Regions from separate parts of the Homo sapiens genome. Here region 1 is linked to region 2. Evidence: read pairs that join two places in POLR2A ChIA-PET (ENCODE). Cell type or tissue: OCI-LY7. All regions are shown on one strand. Links, peaks and the distances in the headings refer to the core of each region. The heading gives the core; the rest is flanking DNA.

Region 1 (7,072 bases), core at 1,138-6,137, 95 kb after region 2:
CCTCCTCAAGTAGGGGACAACAAATGGGTAACTTCTTCCCCATATTCATGTAGATAATAGCTCCAGCCTTGGCTAATATATCCCTCCCTAATAAGGGTGTGGGACTTTCAGGCATAACAAGAAAGTCATGTGAAAAGAGCAAAGTCTCCCAATTACAACTGAGGAGGTGGAAGAAATACCTGGTTACAGGCTGTCCCAGGATTCCTTGGATGGTAATGGACCTTGAGGACAGTCGTCCAGGACAGGAGATTAACACTGAGAAGGTCGCACCAGTATCCGGGAGGAAGTCAATTTCCTGACCCTCAATGGTTAAACATACCCAGGGCTCAATGAGGTTGATGACATGAGCTGGCGCTTGCCCCAGGCACCCTCAGTCCTGTTGTTGGATCATTTGGTTGGGGGCTTCTGACTCAGAGAATCTTTGTCCTCTGGGGCAGTGCACCTTCCAGCGATTGCCTGGGCATAGTGGACATGGACGAGGGGGCAGCTTGTTTCTCATTGGACAATCTTTTTCAAAGTGTCCTTGCAAACCACACTGGTAACAGGCCCTACAGGGTGATTGGCCTGCTCCATTTTCTGTCCTCTCTGAACTACCAAGGTTTGTCTGTCTGAGGGCCATGACTAAGGCTGTGGCCTTTCCCTGATCTTGCTTTTCCTTTTGGGCCTGTTCCTCTTTGTCCCTATTATAGAACACTGAGGTTGCCAGGTTTAATAATGCCTCCAAATTTTGCTCAGGGCCCAGGGCTTGCTTTTGGAGCTTTCTCCTCATATCTGTGGCTGATTGGGTAATAAACTTATCTTTTAGAATCAATTGACCCTCGAGTGATTCAAGTGACAGGGAGTATATTTCCTTAAGGCCTCCCGTAGCTGCTCGAGGAAGGCAGAAGGATTTTCTTCCTTTCCCTGAGTTATGGTGGACATCATTGAATAATTCATGGGCCTTTTTCCTAATTCTCCTTAGTCCTTCTAGAACACAGGTCAACAGATGTTTATGACTCCAGTCCCCATGATCTGAGTCAAGGCCCCAGTGGGAATACATACGGGGGACGGCTTGCTGACCGGTAGGGAATTTATCCCTCTCTTTGGCTATCATTCTATCATTTACTTGACTAAGATACCAGGTATCTCCAAACTCTCGGGCTGCAGCTAAAGCCACATTCTTTTCATTAAAGGCCAGGGTTTGATCTAATAGTAGCATGACATCTCTCCAAGCAAGGTTGAAGGTTTGCCCTAGACCCTGTAGGACATCTATGTACCTATCAGGATCTTCTGAAAACTTCCCAAGGTCTGCCTTGATCTGCTTTAAATCATAGAGGGAGAAGGGGACATGTACCTAGGTTGGGCCAAATTCCCCTCCCCCTACAGCTTGAAGGGGACATAACCAATAGCCTAGGGGTTTTTGTGGTCCTTTGGAGATTTCTTTGCTTATTTCCTTCTTGGTAGGGGAGATTAGAGGAGGATTATCATTAATGGGAAGGGGAGCTATAGGGAGGCTAGGATATGGGGGTAAGCTGAGAGGTCCTCCTGTGGGATGTAAATTGCAGGCTTTGCATAGTTGTGTATTCTCCTTCAGTGAAAAGAAAGCTTGGACATAGGCATTTCACTCCATTTGCCTTCCCTTTTAGAGAAAAGGTCAAGCTGCAGGATAGTATTGTAATTTATACTTCCCTCAGGTGGCCATTTTTCCCCATCAGAGAGAGAATATTGGGGCCAGGCCATAGTGCAGAAAAAATTAGCCACCTCTTTTTCAGGGTTTGTGGGTCAAATTGGTCCCAATGATTTAGGATGCATTTCAAGGGTGAGCCTGTTGATACCTGAGTGTTTCTCATCTGAAAGACAAAACTGCCCATGGTTTTGTTTTGTTTTGTTTTGTTTTGTTCTGTTCTGTTCTGTTTCTCCCCCTGCCCAAGAACCCGCAATGGTCTTTGGACCCTGCTGACTGGAATAGTTGCGCTCACCAATGCAGCAGCAAAAACAACCCCTGCCCAAGAACCCACAACAGTCCCTGGACCCTGCTGATCAGAATAGTTGTGCTCACCAACGCAGCAGCAGAAACACTAGTTTTCCTCCCAGACCACAAGGAGGACTGAGAAAGGTCGGATTTAGTGGCCCTTACTGATGCATTCTCAAAAACCTGTACCCTTGCCTGTCCTCCTAGACCACAAGGAGGACTGAGAAAAATCGGATTTAATGGCCCTGACTGATGCATTCTTCAAAACTTTTTAGAGTCCTAAGCATTCTCATGTTAGTATTGGGACCTTACCCATGTCCTATAGAGATGTCATGCCCCAAAAATGAAGTGGAGGCCCATACCCTGAGGGAGGGAAGGGATCTCCAGAGTTGGAAGAGTGACACCTTTTGTCCTCACTTATATGAATAGGAAGGATACAATTTCTGAGGCTTCCCATATCCTAGCTTCAGGAATAGCTTTTGTTAGGCCTGCTAGTCTGAGGAGGGATCCTAAAATTCCAGGTAGTCCCCCCATGATGGGGCTTTGGGCAAAAATTATGTCTTTCTGATTGGTGACCCCAGGTGCTGAAAGAAGGTAACAGAGTCCTGGAGTTTATACTAGAAATCATTCTTATAAGAGAAACTAGAAAAGCACCAGAGACAGGGAGTGACTTTTAGAAGCGGGACTAGCTTCGGAGAAGAGAGGCAAGAGGAAGTTTGTCTAGCAGGCATTAGGACCCAGGAGGCAAGGGTCAGGGTAGATAGAATAGATGGGCGAGTCTCGCTTGGGTGACATGACTTGAGAGTTCCGCTCATGGCTACAGGGTCAACCAGCTTGCTGTTGGGACCCCAGAGCTGAATGGCTTTCCTCTCTGTCAACCCTCAGCTCAGCCCAGAAGTACAGGAAAAGTGGAAGCTGGTTCCAGGCAAACCAATGCTCCCAACTCCGAAGAGTCAGGGGTTGTTAGAGAGCCCTTTCCCAGAAAGCCTGACACCCGTGTCTTTAGTCCGGCAGCCGCGCTAGTCGCTATTAACTAGCCAACAGGTGCCCGTTATTTAGCCCCCAAATTCTAAGGAATAATAGGACAGAATAGCAAGTGAAAGGGGTTCAATAGTACTCACCGCTTGGCGATAGGCAGTGGTCTCACTGCTTGGTGATAGTCTTACTGCTTGGTGATAGGCGATAGTCCCTTCGTGGTCACCAAAATGTGTCCGGAATTACTGGGTTCTTGGTCTCGCTGACTTCAAGAATGAAGCCGTGGACCCTCGCAGTGAGTGTTACAGTTCTTAAAGATGGTGTGTCCAGAGTTTGTTCCTTCATATGTTCAGATGTGTCCAGAGTTTCTTCCTTCTGGTGGGTTCGTGGTCTCGCTGACTTCAGGAATTAAGCTGCAGACCTTTGCGGTGAGTGTTACAGCTCTTAAAGGCGGTGCGTTTGGGGTTGTTTGTTCCTTCCGGTGAGTTTGTGGTCTTGCTGGCCTCAGGAGTGAAGCTGCAGACCTTCGTGGTGAGTGTTATAGCTCATAAAGGTGGTGCAGAGCCAAAGAGTGAGCAGCAGCAAGATTTATTGTGAAGAGTGAAAGAACAAAGCTTCCACAACATGGAAGGGGACCCAAGCGGCTTGCCGCTGCTGGCTTGGGTAGCCTGCTTTTTATTCCCTTATCTGGTCCCACCCACATCCTACTGATTGGTTCATTTTACAGAGAGCTGACTGGTCCATTTTACAGAGAGCTGATTGGTCTGTTTTACAGAGAGCTGATTGGTCCGTTTTGACAGAAGGCTGATTGCTGCATTTACAAACCTTTAGCTAGACACAAAAGTTCTCCAAGTCCCCTACCCAATTAGCTAGACGCAGAGTGCTGAGTGGTGCATTTACAAACCTTTAGCTAGACACAGTGCTGATTGGTGTGTTTTTACAAACCTTTAGCTAGACAGAAAAGTTCTCCAGGTCCCCACCCAACCCAGAAGCCCAGCCGGGTTCACCTCTCAGTGGCACTTCCCATGGGACTTTGCGGCACCTAGCCCAGGCATTCCGGCAGCCCAGAGGGAGCTCGTCCCAGATGAAGCCCAGTAGGTGCCGGCCACTAGGAGTGCAGGGCCCGCCAAGCCCATGCCCACCCAGAACCTGCGCCTGCAGCCCTGGCTCCCACCCACGCCTCTCCCTGAAATCTCCCCAGGAGCAGAGGGAGCCAGCTCTGGCTTTGGCCAGACTCCAAGGGGGGCCCTCACAGTGCAGCGGTGGGCTGATGGGCTCCTCAAGCGTGGCCAGAGCGGACGCCGAGGCCAAGGAGGTGCCAAGAGTGAGCAAGGGCTGCCAGCACGTTGTCACCTCTCAGTGCAATCTCAGCTCACTGCAGCTTCTGACTCACTGCAGCTTCTGACTCACTGCAGCCTCTGCCTCCCAGGTTCAAGCAATCCTTCCACATCAGCTTCCCGAGTAGCTGGGACTACAGATATGCACCACCAGGCCTGGCTAATTTTTGTATATTTTTGTAGAGACAGGGTTTCGCCATGTTGCCCAGGCTGGTCTCGAACTCCTGGGCTCAAGTGATCTACCTGCCTCAGCCTTCCAGGATTACAGACATGAGACACTGCACCCAGCTGAATTTTAACTCTTGTTATGGCTGAATAATATTCCATTATATGGACATACTACTTTTATTTATCCACTTATCAGTTAATGGGCATTTGGGTTATTTCTACATTTTGGCTATTGTGAATAATACTGCTAAGAATATGACAATATTCTTAGTATTATGACAGAATATGACAATATTCTTAGTATTTTTGAGTTTGAGTTCCTATTTTCAATTCTTTTGGGTAAACACCTAGGAGCGGAATTGCTAACTCTTGTGTGTAATTCTTTGTTTAACTTTTTGAGGAACCACCAAACTGTTTTCCACAGCAGCTGCACCATTTTACATTCTCATCAGCAATGTACAAGAGTTGCAGTTTTCTCCATCCTTGCCAACACTTATTTTCTGGTTTAAAAAATGTTTTAGTCTGGGCACAATGGCTCATGGCTTATGCCTGTAATCCCAGAGCTTTGGGAGGCTGAGGCAGGTGGATCACTTGAACCTAGGAGTTCAAGACCAGCCCGGGCAATATGGAGAAACCCCATCTGTACAAAAAATCCAAAATATCTAGGCATCGCAGTGCATACCTGTAGTTCCAGATACCTGGGTGTCTGAGATGGCAGGATCACCCTCCTGAGCCCAGGAGGTCAAGGCTGCAGTGAGCTGTGATCATGGCACTGCACTCCAGCCTGGGCAACAGAGCAAGACCCTGTCTCAAAAAAAAATGTTTTTGACTGGGCATGGTAGTTCATGCCTATAATCCCAGCACTTTGGGAGGCAGAGGCAGGTGGATCATGAGGTCAGGAGACCGAAACCATCTTGGCTAACACCCTGTCTCTACTAAAAATTCAAAAAATTAGCTGGGCATGGTGACACATGCCTGTAGTCCCAACTACTCGGGAGACTGAGGCAGGAGAATCTCTAGAACCCGGGAGGCAGAGGTTGCAGTGAACTGAGATCACGCCACTGCACTCCAGCCTGGGCGATAGAGCAAGATTCTGTCTCAAAAAAAATAAAATAAAATAAAACCATCATCAAAAACAAAAACACAAAAAACAACAGCAGAAAATTATAACCATCCTAATAGGTATAAAATGATATCTTGTGATTTTGATTTGCATCTCCCTTGTGATGAATGATGAGCATATTTTTATGTGTTTATTGGCCATTAGAATATCTTATTTGAAGAACTATTCATATCCCTTGCCTATTTTTTATTTGGCTTGCTTGTCTTTTTTCTTGTTGAATTATAAGGGTTCTTCATGTATTATAGATACTAGACTTAGCAGATACATGATTTGCCAATAATTTCTCCTATTCCGTAGGTTGTCTTTTCACTTTCTTGATAGGGTCTTTAGATGCACAAAAGTTTTTATTTTGATGAAGCTCAATTTATCTACTTTTTCTTCCTTCCTTTTTTTTTTTTTTATTTTGAGACGAAGTTTTGCTCTATCACCCAGGCTGGAGTGCAGCGGCACAAGCTTGGCTCACTGCAACCTCCGCCTCCCAAGTTCAAGCAATTCTCCTGCCTCAGCCTCCTGAGTAGCTGGGATACAAGCGTGCACCACCACTCCTGGCTAATTTTTGTATTTTTAGTAGAGACGGGGTTTCACCGTGTTGGCCAGGCTGGTCTAGAACACCTGACCTCAAGTGATCGCCCTAAGTTGGCCTCCTAAATTGCTGGGATTACAGGCATGAGCCACCATTCCCAGACAATTTTATCTATTTTTTCTTTTGTTGCTTGAGGTTTTTATGTCAAACTAAAAAACTGTTGCCAGATCCAAGGTCATGTAGCTTTATCTCTATGTTTTAGAGGTGGGGGTTCACTTTCTTGCCCAGCCAGAGTGAAGTGGCTATTCACAGGTGTGATCAAAGCTAACTGCTCAAATCCTGGCCTCAAAGGATCCTCCCGCCTCAGCCTCCCAAGTAACTGGGACTACAGGCACTGCTGCCTGACTCTACTTTATATTTTTTAGTTATTTTCTTAGTGATTACCCTGAGGATTACAGTTAACATTATAATTTATAACAATCAAGTTTGAATTTATACCAGGTTAGTTTAAATAGCATACAGAACTTTGCTCTTACATAGCTCCATCCCTCCTTTATGTTGCTATTGCTGCAAACTACATCTTCATGCATCGTGTGCTGATTAACATATATTTATAACTATTGTTTATGCACTTGTCTTTTAAATCATATAAAAAACAAGGAGTTATAAAGCAAAAATATAGTAATACTGTTTTTTGTAGTTATAATACCTTTACCTATGTAGTTGTAATACCTTTACTGAAGTTCTTTCTTCACATGGCCGCAAGTTACTGTATATTGCCTTTCATGTCAGCCTGAAGGACTCCTTTTAGCATTTCCTGTAGGGCTGGTCTACTAGTGACAAATTTCTCCAGTTTTTGTTAATCTGGGAGTGTCTTAATTTCTACTTCATTACTGAATATAGTTTTGCCAGATAAAATTTTTTGGCCAGGCTTGCTGGCTCATGCTTGTAATCCCAGCACTTTGGGAGGCTGAGGGGGGAGGATTGTTTTGAGC
Region 2 (7,072 bases), core at 944-5,943:
GAGGAGAGGTGGGAGATGGCTCAGGCAGTTCTTCAGGAAGATGGCATTCCCCAGTCTGGCCAGAAGCTCAGAGGCCTGTCGGACCAGGCTGCCCACAATGACGGCCGTCTCAACAGTGATCGCCGTGGGCCCGTCATTGGTGACCAGAGGACCCCACCCCTCAACTTTTATCTCCCCTCACTTGGCAAAACAACACGGTGCCTGGCACGTGGTAGACATTCATTGAAAAAGTTTTTGAGTGAATGAAGAAAAGAAACATTGTGTAACATTGTGTGACTTTTTATAATGGACACTTTTCTACTAGAGAACCTTAAGCTTCTTTCTCTCATTTGGTACATAAACACAAAATATCTCCTAATAGGGCAGGGCACAGTGACTCACACCTGTAATCCCAGCTGACTCATGCCTATAATCTCTGCACTTTGGGAGGCCAAGGCAAGTGGGTCGCTTGAGCTCATGAATTCAAGACCAGCCTGGGCAACATGGCGAAACCCCGTCTCCACAAAAAAAATACAAAAATTAGCCAGGCATGGTGGCAAGCTCCTGCAGTCCCAGCTACTTGGGAGGCTGAGTTGGGAGGATGGCTTGAGCCCCGGAGATGGAGGTTGTGGTGAGCCAAGATCATGACACTGCATTCCAGCCTGCATGACAGAGTGAAACCTTGTCTAAATAAATAAATATATCCTAATAAATACAAAGTGGTCCACTTACTCGTTTTCAAATCTTGGACTTTCGCAGAAGTGATCTTCTAAGAGACTCTGACCCGTCCCCTGATAACTGATGTTATATATAAGCAGGCAGATACGGTTTTAAAACAAAGTGAAAAAAGTATTTTCTTCCCACTCAAAGAGAAAAATGTATTCGACCTTAATTCTCTGAGCTCTGGTTCATAAAGTCAAATGAGCTTCTAGTTATCTAGCCAGGAAAGGAAAGTGGGGCCGAGAAGCAGGCCGCTCATTTATAGGAAAGTTCAGCTTGAGCTACCCGCAAACAGCCCAAGCCTGCTCTCAGGGCCCTGCGGCTGATGCCTCAGAGGTCCTGCCAGCTCCAGGGCTGAGGAGCTGTTAGTAGGTGGTTATGGAAGGTTATAGTACCATTAACAAGTTGAAGGGGGAAAGAGGCACGTCATGAATTGGCTCTGACCCAGTGTCCCAGTGACTTCCATCCACTCTTCTTTCCTTGTCACAGCCTTGCCTGCTTCTCTGTCCTCCAGGGCTGTGTAGTCATCTAAAGCCATTAGTAGGGCACCTGCCACACCCAGATTGCTGCTGGTGTTGTCAGAAAGAAACCCCATCAGCTCTGCCCATGTGTTTGTTCCCTGTCTGCGCTTGGAGGGCTTGGGATTCATTCCCTTACACAAAGGTCCCAGTCTGGCTTAAGGAACTGGGGCTTGGTACTGATACAGGAGTGCTGGTAAGAGAAGAATGTGGCATGGAAGTAGGGAAAGGAAGTGCTGGGTAAAGGAGGGCGTGGTCCCTGGCTAGGGCTCCACACCCACGGACCTAGGTGAGGACAGGCATTTCCTGCCCAAATGTTGCATTTCCCAAGACCACCTTGGCCTGCCACGCCCGCATCCTGGGCCTATAAAAACCCTCAAGACCGTAACAGGCCGACATTGCAGGCTCAGCAAGTGGAGACGGGCGCATCACCGGAGGAACCGAGGCGGCTGGAACACGCAGGCGGCTGGATGTTGACGGGAATGGACCCACAGGTACTAGGAGACAGGACCGGCAGAAGCGGAAGGATGAGAAGTTTGGCTGGGGCAGTCAGAGGAGAAAGCCCAGGCCTTTGAGCGGCCTGACTCCATGGGAAGATCTCTCCACTCTACTCCCTTCTGACTTACCCCGAGTTACTTCCACTCGAAACCTTGCACTCGTTCTCCAAGCCCGGGTGTGATCCCATTTTTCAGTACACCAACGGTAGGACCTGGGCTACAGAAAGCGCTCTTTGTAACAACGTAGAGGATATAATTGAATTGGTTAGCACAAACTGCCTCTAGACAGCAAAACTAAAAGAGCACTGCGTAACACACGCCCGCTGGGGCTTCAGGAGCGGTAAACATTCACCCCAGACACCGCTGTGAGGTTGGAGCCCCCCCCCCACCCGCCAGCCTGCCCCTCTGTATGCTTTCCTTAGAGGTCTGAGTAGCGGGGCACTGGAGAAGGGACCACTCCCCTGTCACCCGGCTTGCGAGGGGGACAAGGGAACTTTTCCCATTTCTGTTGTAGATGTTTGTCGTGGAGTCATTATTAGTGTTCTTTGTTCTTAAGAGAACTCTGCTTCCCACTGGGCAGAAAACACGTGGGTTAGATCCTGTTGCCCCGGCTCCAAACACCACCTGGCACCTAGGCAAGTTCCTCTCCCTGTGCCTCACTTCAGACCATTCACATGGTGGATCTAGTCACAGCTTGTCTATCCCACGGTAGGAGAGAGATGGCAGCAGGCAGCCTAGCAAGCCTTCACTTGAGGGTGAAAAGTGTTGGCAGTGGTCCTAGTGGTCGTCTTCAGCGCTCTGCCCAGCCAAGCAGTCAACACACACCTCCCTAGCAGTCAGGAATTCCTTCTGGAAGGGCTCTGGGCTGTGGAAGACCAAGCAGGTTCACTGAGAAATTGCAGGGCTTCTTCAGAGGCAAATCCTAAGCTTTCAAGAATGGTAGCGCCTTTCTGGTTAGAGAAAGCTAGTTGTTGCCCAATGCCCGTTCTCCTATGTTTTGTTAGTGACAGACCCCAATATTTCAAGGGCGGCAATATGTCCAGAGAGAAAACTGCATTCCCCAGCTTCTCTTGCAGGTACATTTGGCCTTGTGCCTAATGAGATAGAAGTGCAAGTGTTGGGTAGGACTTCTGTAAAGGTTAATGAAAGATAGGTCATTGGGGCTACTCCTGCCTGCTTTCTGGAACTTCCTGGTACTCCAGCGGCCATCCTGGACCACGATGGTGGGGGCCACACAGTATAGCTAGCAGGGCAGGAAAAGAACACGTTCCTGGGTCTCAGGCAACAGCCGCTATTCCAGCCCTAGTAGCCTACCTGGATTTTTTTTTTTTTTTTTTTTTGAGACGGAGTCTCGCTCTGTCGCCCAGGCTGGAGTGCAGTGGCGCGATCTCGGCTCACTGCAAGCTCCGCCTCCCGGGTTCACGCCATTCTCCTGCCTCAGCCTCCCGCGTAGCTGGGACTACAGGCGCCCGCCACCACGCCCGGCTAATTTTTTTTGTGTTTTTTAGTAGAGACGGGGTTTCACTGTGTTAGCCAGGATGGTCTCGATCTCCTGACCTCGTGATCCGCCCGCCTCGGCCTCCCAAAGTGCTGGGATTACAGGCGTGAGCCACCGCGCCTGGCCGGATTTTTTTTTTTAATCAATAGACTTACTGTTTTTTTTAGCAGTTTTATGTTTACGAAATAAGGGAGCGAAAAGTACTGAGTGCTTTAATGCTGAGGACGCCTCCTTGCTAAGTCATGTTTGCCCGAAGCCTGCATTCCCAGTCTCAATGTGAGTGAGTCCCCAGCAGACTGGAACCAGCAAAAAGGCCCCCGGAGAGGTGGAAACGCTGCTGGTTCTCTCACTCTGACTGATGGAGTGCGCCTGCGGCAATGTTCCTCGAAGCCTGTTCTGGAGATGGTCTGCATCAAAACCTCCTGGAGTGGCTGCTTTAAAGCTCAGCTAGTGCTTTAGAATGTTGGGGTTGGAGCCCATGGATACAGACTGAGAATTTCTAGAAGCTGCCAGTGCTGAAAACGCCAAATAATTTTTTCTTCCAGACATTAATGAAAATGTAGAGGCAACCAGCTTCATGACTTGAGAGTCAAACCATCCAAATAATGCTTTGAGCATCGATGGCTCCCTAGCCCCCCAACTTCAGTGGTCCCTCTATCAGCTGAACACGTTTGGCCACACCTGGCTCATATGGCTAAAAAAGAACAACTATTTCCTGTCCCTTACAATTTCCGTTCCTCATCTTTTCATCCAGGGCAACTTCCTTCTCACTGACTTTTCTGAATATAACTCATATCTGCCCTACCTTCTGAGAGTCGCTTATCTAATAAGTTTGTTCTCGCTTTGTGAAGGACACCCCAATCCCTGCTAATACTGATGCCTAGAGTAAACCAAGAGGAGGGCATTTCAAAGGGCTTGTTTGTACATAATTATAGACTGGAGGCCGATGAAAGACTCAGTCAAATCCTTTTTAATCACTGTGATGACACAGAGAGAGAGATAGAAACAGAGAGAGGGGGAGGCTTTCATACAAACCAAAATGACACAGACAAAATATTCTTTCCCCCGATCTGCTCACAGGCCACCCTATATAGGGTTCAGTTCAATAACTGACAGGATGAGGAAGGGTGGAACGGGAATCTGTCAATATCAATGCAGTATATCGCATATATTGATATATTCATAGCCTTCTCCCAATATGGGTGGGAGGTGCCAGGAGATGAGGAAGGTAGGAGAGCCCACATGTGTACACACACACACACGTACACTCACTCAATTGTGCCTTTAGGGCTCCCACTTCTGTGGCATGCTGATGGCCTTAGTATTGGTGAGCTGTCTGTATTGCCCTTCAAGATGACTTTCAACTCTACAAGCAAAAATCTTTTCTCTTCTAAAATTCACAGGCTTCACTGCAGGCAGACGTGACTTAGCAAGGAGGAGTCCTCAGCACTAATTACAATCCATTTTTGTTTTCCGCTATGTTTATGGTACATTTTGTGTGCTTTTTCTTACCTGTTTTTTGCTATTTTTTTCCCAGTTATTACTAACACCATTGAAATTCTTCTTTTGTGAGACTAAATAGCCAAAAGAGGAAATTATACTTCACAAATAGAACTAAGGCATGTGATGTTCCTCTCAGGAAGAAAGACAGCTATATAAGAAATTTCCACCTAGTTTTCTTCTTAAAAAAAAAAACTGCTGCTATTTTTTCCCTCAGAGATTAATATTTGTAAAAGCTTTATATTGGAGGTTCTTTTAAAGAATGCATCATTCAGCTGGGCACGGTGGCTCACGCCTGTAATCCCAGCAATCTGGGAGGCCTAGGCGGGTGGATCACTTGAGGTCAGGAGTTCAAGACGAACCTGGCCAACCTGGTGAAACCCTGTCTCTTCTAAAAATACAAAACAAAACAAAACATTAGCTGGGCGTGGTGGCAGGCGCCTGTAATCCCAGCTACTCAGGAGGCTGAGGCAGGAGAATCCCTTGAACCAGGGAGGTGGAGGTTGCAATGAGTAGAGATTACACCACTGCACACTCCAGCCTGAGTGACACAGCGAGACTCCATCTCAAAAAAAAAAAAAAAAAAAAAAAAAAGATAAGCATAGTCTTAGGTCCATAATTATAAGTGTCTAGACTTTTGGAGAAAGCTTATGCAAACCAACCTCCTAAAGCTAAACCTTATCGACCACCCCTGCAGAAGTTTAGTGAATCAAAACCACTGTGATGATTATTCCCATATTCACTATGATTTGCCACCCTACGTTCTTTTAACATACATAGCGATAAATCCAATGGAAACTCCCAAATACTTCTATATTACAAAAGAAAGCCACACACAGCAGAACTTTTTTCTCAGTTTAAAACTTTTAAAAATTCAATTACATAGAGACAATTCATGAAAGAAAAAAACAGTTTATAATTTAAAAAATCAGTGTTAAGTGGCGTGAAAAATTAATATTGAATACAGAGTAACATCTGGACTAACACATGGAAGTTTCTCATTCAGAAAATGTTCCCCAAACAAGAAACAACCCAAGAGAAAGGTATAGCAAGTATCTCCACATGCCAGACACATCAATCATGTTGCTTCTGAAGAATTGCTCAGGTTTTATTCTCAATCTAATAATTCTTATTTTAAATACATCTTTTAAAAAGCCTTTAGGGGAAAAAAGGGGCTGTTTCTCAAGTCCATGTTTCATTTCAAACTGCTGATTAGAAGGATAAAGACAGGTTGAGTTAGCCATGCACCGACAGCAAGGCTGCTGGAATGCACTCCCCCTGGGCGCAGGCCTGTGGTCCACTTTTTGTGTCTGTCTGTAGTCAGATTGTCAGCCTCCTGTTTTACTGTTTCTGTGTTGTGATGATTAATTTTTTGTGTCAACTTGGCATTTGGTCAAATGCTAATCTAGAGGTGGCTGTGGAGGTATTTTTTTAGGTGTGATTAACATTTTAAGTCAGCAGACAGCCTGGCACAGTGGCTCATGCCTGTAATCCCAGCACTTTGGGAGACCAAGGCAGGAGGATCACTTGAGGTCAGGAGTTCGAGACCAGCTTAAACAACACGGCAAAACCCCATCTCTACAAAAAATACAAAAATTAGCTGGGTGTGGTGGGGCGCCCTGTAATAATCACTTGAGCTGGGAGGCGGAGGTTGCAGTGAGCTGAAATTCAGCCACTGCACTCCAACCTGGGTGACAGAGCAAGACTCTGTCTCAAAAACAACAGCAACAACATTTAAGTCAGCGGACTTTGAGTAAAGCAGATGACTTCAGTAATATGGGTGGGCCTCATCCAATCAGTTGAAGGCCTTAAGAGCAAAACTGAGGTTCCTGAAAGGAGAAGGAATTCTCTTCAAGACTGCAACATGGAAGGCTGGGTGGGGTGGCTCACACCTGTAATCACAGCACTTTGGGAGGCCGGGGAGGGAGGATTACTTGAGGTCAGTAGTTCAAGACCAGCCTGGCCAATGTGGTGAAACCTTATCTCTAATAAAAATACAAAAATTAGTTGGGTGTGGTGGTACATGCCTGTAATCCTAGCTACTCAGGAGGCTGAGGCAGGAGAATCTCTTAAACCTGGGAGGTGGAGGTAGCAGTGAGCAGAGATCATGCCACTGCACTCCAGCTTGGGTGACAGAGTGAGACTCCATCTCAAGAAAAAAAAGAAGAAAAAAAGACTGCAACATGGAAACATGTCTAAATTTTCAGCTTTCTATCTCAAGATTGCAGCATCATCAACTCTTACCTGAATCTCCATCTTTTTATCTCACTCTCAATATATCTATGGATTGAAAATAGATTGATAGATCTCTTATTGGTTCTGTCTCCTTGGAGAACCCTGACTGATATATATGTTTGCAT

What was found. Peaks named below come from ENCODE experiments on the same cell type or tissue, not always from the same donor. Only the 100,000 strongest peaks of a DNase experiment are listed, where the experiment ranks them.
Region 1: POLR2A ChIA-PET joins it to region 2 with 9 read pairs; 3 of 35 experiments call an interaction of 5 or more read pairs at or near these places.

The regions. Positions count from the first base shown.
Region 1 is chr13:27,209,204-27,216,275 of GRCh38, reverse strand. LOC124903137 (a long non-coding RNA gene) reads right to left here and starts at 3,576. Exons shown (of 2, transcript XR_007063732.1): 1 at 3,073-3,576. In OCI-LY7, for the core only: no CTCF peak of the experiment used is centred there; no DNase peak of the experiment used is centred there.
Region 2 is chr13:27,303,732-27,310,803 of GRCh38, reverse strand. No RefSeq gene overlaps it. Among named protein-coding and RNA genes, the nearest start is that of RASL11A, 36 kb to the right of the region's middle. In OCI-LY7, for the core only: no CTCF peak of the experiment used is centred there; DNase peaks (open chromatin) are centred at 3,943 and 4,543; H3K4me3 peaks cover 1,588 bases; H3K27ac peaks cover 3,373 bases.